2 separate regions of the Homo sapiens genome follow, and region 1 is linked to region 2. The links are chromatin contacts, found by Hi-C or POLR2A ChIA-PET in ENCODE. All regions are on one chromosome and are shown on one strand. The core of a region is the stretch at or near the end of the contact, and the rest is flanking DNA. Distances in the headings are between cores, read along the strand shown. Region 1 holds the start of FLJ13224 (a long non-coding RNA gene). Region 2 holds the start of KRAS (KRAS proto-oncogene, GTPase).

What was found. A loop is a pair of places that touch in the nucleus more often than their neighbours do. ChIA-PET counts read pairs that join two places held with the same protein, here RNA polymerase II (POLR2A). Pooled maps may share reads with other maps.
Region 1: a loop to region 2 is called in a map of naive thymus-derived CD4-positive, alpha-beta T cell, with 7 times the contacts of the local background. The contact joins the promoter of FLJ13224 here to the promoter of KRAS in region 2. A Hi-C loop is called at or near these places in 1 of 168 maps with a recorded cell type or tissue (naive thymus-derived CD4-positive, alpha-beta T cell) and 7 of 50 pooled maps. POLR2A ChIA-PET finds 5 or more read pairs at or near these places in 1 of 52 experiments (naive thymus-derived CD4-positive, alpha-beta T cell).

Annotation. Positions count from the first base shown.
Region 1 is chr12:31,322,676-31,325,611 of GRCh38, reverse strand. It overlaps FLJ13224 (a long non-coding RNA gene), which reads right to left and starts at 1,296. Exons shown (of 1, transcript NR_026806.1): 1 at 1-1,296. All of the region lies in intron 1 of SINHCAF (SIN3-HDAC complex associated factor), which reads left to right. RefSeq lists an enhancer at 1-373.
Region 2 is chr12:25,249,383-25,252,602 of GRCh38, reverse strand. KRAS (KRAS proto-oncogene, GTPase) reads left to right here and starts at 1,674. Exons shown (of 5, transcript NM_004985.5): 1 at 1,674-1,852. RefSeq lists silencers at 1,114-1,963, 2,024-2,073.

The DNA of each region.
Region 1 (2,936 bases), core at 47-2,546, 6.1 Mb before region 2:
GCGCAGCGGCCGGGGTCGGTGCGTCCGCGTGGGCGCGAGGCGCGGGCAGGGTCGGGCGCCGTTGTGAAACCTCGTGGTTTAGTTGACTGCAGCCCTCGGACTAGGGTGGACAATAAACGCCATTCGCTCGGAAACTAAGTTGCCATCCGCTTCCGAGCTGGCGGCCGAGGGTCTTTAAATCGGCCTTTGGGGGTCAGTGCTGGGCTCTGCCGGAGCGCACGCGGCGTGGCGTTGTTTGCTCAACTCCGGAGGGATGCGGATGCGACAATGAGAGCAACACGCGGTCGCTTAAAAACAGCCCGTCTTCCACTCGCCTGCCCTCTTCGGACCGCGCCCAAGAGCCTCTGGTGTCCGGGGTGCTTTCGGAGCCCGAAGTTTTGCTCCCGGTGCGTTCACCTGTAGCGTAGGTGTGGGCGACACCGCGAGGGCTTCCCGTTTATGGGCGGCCGTCCGCGCTGTAAGATGGCCAGGGAAGCCAACTTGGCTGGAGATGGAGGCGGCGGCGTTGTGTACGCCGCGGGAGTCAGTGAACTCCGCAGGGCACTGCTTTTTGTGCTCTACGTGACAGACCACGTGCTTCGGGCTGCGACCCTGGTCCTTGTCCGAATGTCCAGCCCCGCGTGAGCCGTGGGATGCGGCCGCCGTCGGGCAGGTCCGGCCGGCAGGACAATGTGGTTTGCTGATGATGGCGTCTTGCCAGTTTAAAAAGCAGAGTGAAAGTCGCCAACTCTCCGCCCGTGCGGGGCGGATACTCCGGGCGTTTCTCATCAAGGACACTGCAAAACTTTGATTAAATGGGCCTGCTCCCGAGGGGAGGGTCGGGGGGCCAGGCTCCGGACTCTTCGGGGCGCGGGGTCCGGACCCCTACCCAGGGTGATCGTCCAGTGTCCGGCCCCTGCGAAACGCTCCGACATCCCTGATGCTGCACGTAGGCAGCGCCCGGCTGGACAGAAAACAAAGGGCTGCATGTGCCCGTGCGGGCCCCCGGCGCTCGGGGCCGCCGCCTGGGCGTAGGGCCGTGCAGGTCGGAGGCCCTCGAAGTTCGGGCGAGTTTCGGGAGGGGCTTTTGTCCCTCAGCCCCCTCGTGGGGAAACTTTGGCGGCGCTACTTGTGCGAGGTGCCATGCTGGTGCGTAGGGAGGCGGCGTGCTTCCCCGCTCCGGGCGTGCGGGCGGGCGACCGAGGGAGGCGGCAGTGCCCGGCGCTTCAGCCCTGGCGTCGGGGGTTGCGACGGCCGAGGGTTCCGGGGAGCTTGGCCCGGACTGCTCGGCCGGTTTCTCGTGGCCCGGGAGCCTGTGTCTGGGAGGTCTGTGGGTTCGCCTTTGAAGTCGAACTGTTGCCATGTTTGAATTACGTCAGGGCAAAGCCATGAGGAGGAACAAGCCCCGGCAGCGCGGCGTGCGGGAGGCGCGGCCTGCGGGAGGCGCCGGGCCGGGCTGGCGCGGGGCCCGTTGTTCCGGCGCAGGTGAGGGAGGTGGCGGCGAGCGACGCGGTTCACCTCCCGCTGCCCTCGCCCTCGCCCCGGCGAGCGGCCCCCGCAGGAACTTTCCTCCCGACGCGAGATGTCTTATTTACCAACAAATCCACCAGGGAGCATTCTTACTTGCTGGCTCGGCGTCTCTCTCGGCAGTCACCGGAGTGCCCGAGGGGGAAGCACGATTTACGGAAGGTGGGGACCCGAGGGCCCTGGGAGGAGCGGGGAGGCATTTTACTGCTTTCAGAGAAACGGGTGAGGGCGGCGAGCACCTCCTCCCCAGCCGAGCTGTGGCCCGCAAGTCCAGGGGACCCAGCCCCGACGACGCCCGATAAACCACCGTGGGGAAGTTCCGGGGCTCCCTGTTGCCCTACTAAGGGAAGTGAGGACTGTGGGCGAATTGTGCGTGCGGCCAGTTTCTTTGTGTGTTTCTAGGGGGTGGGGGGAGCGGGGAAGGGCAAGGTTTGTTTTGGTGTAGGGGGAGTTGGTTTCTTGAGGTGGTAGGGCGGTGCAGTTTGTTCTGGTAACTATGACCCTAGTCAGTTTCTTTGTTTTTATTTTCTTCCTGTAACCTTCCATTACTTCAGGCACTCGGAAGATTAGGATTTACTCTTGAGTTAAACAGGGACCCTATCCGAGACAGTTTTACCCCAGCAATTCTTTCTCCCCCTTCTTAAGTTGTCCTAAGGAGGGTTAAGAAAAGCTTTTCTTTTTCTTTTAATAATTTAAAAATGAATTTGACCTTGTTATTCAGAGTACGCTGAAAGCACCTGTTTTTGAACTGGAATTTGCCAGACTTGAAAAGCCTTTTAAAATTTTATGTCGCAAAATTGAACACATTTAGTTGCCCAATCTAAAAGTCTGGGAGTTTGTTTCTGGTGGAGTTTCGGAGAAAACCCTCATGGCATTTAAAGTATTTATATAATGATTTTGGGAAGGGGGATCTTTTTTAGGCGAAAGGTATGCGTGACTCAGTGTTTGGTGGTTATTCAGTGCCTTAGGATGACCTTGAAGAAGCAAATGTTTAGGGAGTTGGGCCTTTTGGAAACATTGTAAGGAGGCTGGGGAGCTGGCTGGGGAGGAAGCTGCTCAGGAAGATGACACAGGGTAACGGCTAGCTTCTTCCCAGATCCCGTGAACTGTGGTTGACCTTCTGGTTACCTCTCCTAGATTTTTCTTTTCAAGCTAACCTTTTCTTTTTTTGTATGTGGCCCCAGGCATAGCTCAAAAATTATGCTGGTTTGACACATGGATGCTTCTTTGGTATTTGGGGTTTGCCTGTAGTCTAGACATCCGATACCCACCACCATATCTGTTGCTTCTTTCCTGATTTCTCCTGCATTTGAATCATGTGTAAGGCCTAGAATCTAAGTGATCATTACTAGGAAATAATACCCTTGAATGCCCCTGCCCCCACACACCTAAAAATCGATACTAGTTGAAATCCATTTTTTTTCATTATT
Region 2 (3,220 bases), core at 425-2,924:
CCAATGTTTATCTACGTAAGTAAGGAAGGGAGAACAGTAGGATGAGAGTTCAGAGAAGAGGGTAGGGGATATCAAATAATTTAAGGCCATGTAGGATTTTTGAGAAGAATTTTGCTTTTATGTCAAGTGGAATGAGGGCCACTGATGATCTGGGAGTAGAGTGACTATGATCCGACATGAAGTATACTCCATTTTTTAACTATGTGAACTTGTGCCAACGTTTTAACCTCTAAATCTGTTTCGTCATTTGTAAAACGGTAAAAAGTATTTTACCTCATAAGGTTGTCGTGATGATTAAATAAGATGATACGATAAGTGCAAAAGATTTAGCTTGTACTTAACATAGAGTAGGCACATTTTCTCCCCTTCCCTGTCTTTCACTTTTCTCTTCTGCCCCTTCCACCTGGCGCTAGGAGGGGGAGACTGGAATAAACCTTGCAGATTACAGCCCGTGTAAGAGTAGAAAGGAAAGGATGACAGTTGATGTAAAGCCTTGGTTAACAGACATAATAGCTGGGATTTAAATTCAGCTTTATTGGTGGTTTATGATGTGGACTAGAGGAATGGAACTGAAAGTCTCGGAGGAGGGGCGATCCTATCAGGTACAGGCGCTGCTTTTCCAGCCCTCAATCCTCAAGACTCTCCCAAGATACATTTCTAGGTAGTTTATCAACACAGACTCCGGGTATGCTAGCATGTTTAATTGCCCCATTGTTTAATGTCTTAACTCCACGAACTTTAACTGATTAATCTGTCTTCTAATTAATGTTTGAATGACTCTCCTCAGGTCTAAACTACCAAGGCCATCTCTACTTAAAAACAGTTGTCTTTTGTTTGTGATTTCAGGGGCCCTGGGTATAAGCGAAGTCCCTGTTTAGAGACCTTGTGATGGGTTCAAAATATCAAGAAAGATAGCAAAATATCACAAGCCTCCTGACCCGAGAAGATTAGCGTTGAAAGGGTCTGTCGTGTTTGTTTGGGCCTGGGGCTAAATTCCCAGCCCAAGTGCTGAGGCTGATAATAATCGGGGCGGCGATCAGACAGCCCCGGTGTGGGAAATCGTCCGCCCGGTCTCCCTAAGTCCCCGAAGTCGCCTCCCACTTTTGGTGACTGCTTGTTTATTTACATGCAGTCAATGATAGTAAATGGATGCGCGCCAGTATAGGCCGACCCTGAGGGTGGCGGGGTGCTCTTCGCAGCTTCTCTGTGGAGACCGGTCAGCGGGGCGGCGTGGCCGCTCGCGGCGTCTCCCTGGTGGCATCCGCACAGCCCGCCGCGGTCCGGTCCCGCTCCGGGTCAGAATTGGCGGCTGCGGGGACAGCCTTGCGGCTAGGCAGGGGGCGGGCCGCCGCGTGGGTCCGGCAGTCCCTCCTCCCGCCAAGGCGCCGCCCAGACCCGCTCTCCAGCCGGCCCGGCTCGCCACCCTAGACCGCCCCAGCCACCCCTTCCTCCGCCGGCCCGGCCCCCGCTCCTCCCCCGCCGGCCCGGCCCGGCCCCCTCCTTCTCCCCGCCGGCGCTCGCTGCCTCCCCCTCTTCCCTCTTCCCACACCGCCCTCAGCCGCTCCCTCTCGTACGCCCGTCTGAAGAAGAATCGAGCGCGGAACGCATCGATAGCTCTGCCCTCTGCGGCCGCCCGGCCCCGAACTCATCGGTGTGCTCGGAGCTCGATTTTCCTAGGCGGCGGCCGCGGCGGCGGAGGCAGCAGCGGCGGCGGCAGTGGCGGCGGCGAAGGTGGCGGCGGCTCGGCCAGTACTCCCGGCCCCCGCCATTTCGGACTGGGAGCGAGCGCGGCGCAGGCACTGAAGGCGGCGGCGGGGCCAGAGGCTCAGCGGCTCCCAGGTGCGGGAGAGAGGTACGGAGCGGACCACCCCTCCTGGGCCCCTGCCCGGGTCCCGACCCTCTTTGCCGGCGCCGGGCGGGGCCGGCGGCGAGTGAATGAATTAGGGGTCCCCGGAGGGGCGGGTGGGGGGCGCGGGCGCGGGGTCGGGGCGGGCTGGGTGAGAGGGGTCTGCAGGGGGGAGGCGCGCGGACGCGGCGGCGCGGGGAGTGAGGAATGGGCGGTGCGGGGCTGAGGAGGGTGAGGCTGGAGGCGGTCGCCGCTGGTGCTGCTTCCTGGACGGGGAACCCCTTCCTTCCTCCTCCCCGAGAGCCGCGGCTGGAGGCTTCTGGGGAGAAACTCGGGCCGGGCCGGCTGCCCCTCGGAGCGGTGGGGTGCGGTGGAGGTTACTCCCGCGGCGCCCCGGCCTCCCCTCCCCCTCTCCCCGCTCCCGCACCTCTTGCCTCCCTTTCCAGCACTCGGCTGCCTCGGTCCAGCCTTCCCTGCTGCATTTGGCATCTCTAGGACGAAGGTATAAACTTCTCCCTCGAGCGCAGGCTGGACGGATAGTGGTCCTTTTCCGTGTGTAGGGGATGTGTGAGTAAGAGGGGAGGTCACGTTTTGGAAGAGCATAGGAAAGTGCTTAGAGACCACTGTTTGAGGTTATTGTGTTTGGAAAAAAATGCATCTGCCTCCGAGTTCCTGAATGCTCCCCTCCCCCATGTATGGGCTGTGACATTGCTGTGGCCACAAAGGAGGAGGTGGAGGTAGAGATGGTGGAAGAACAGGTGGCCAACACCCTACACGTAGAGCCTGTGACCTACAGTGAAAAGGAAAAAGTTAATCCCAGATGGTCTGTTTTGCTTGGTCAAGTTAAACCCGAAGAAAACCCGCAGAGCAGAAGCAAGGCTTTTTCCTTGCTAGTTGAGTGTAGACAGCAATAGCAAAAATAGTACTTGAAGTTTAATTTACCTGTTCTTGTCCTTTCCCCTATTTCTTATGTATTACCCTCATCCCCTCGTCTCTTTTATACTACCCTCATTTTGCAGATGTGTTCTACATCTCAAGAGTTATTACAGTACTCCAAAACAGCACTTACATGATTTTTTAAACTTACAGAGGAATTGTAGCAATCCACCAGCTAACCGCCTGAAATAGACTTAAACATGTGCATCTCCTTTTTTTTTTTTTTTTTGAGACACAGTCTCGCTCTGTTGCCCAGGCTGGAGTGCAATGGCGCGGTATCGGCTCACTGAAACCTCCGCCTCCTGGGTTCAAGCAATTCTCCTGCCTCAGCCTCCCGAGTAGCTGGGACTAGTAGGTGCACGCCACCATGCCCAGCTAATTTTTGTATTTTTAGTAGAGACAGAGTTTCATCATGTTGGTCAGGATGGTCTCCATCTG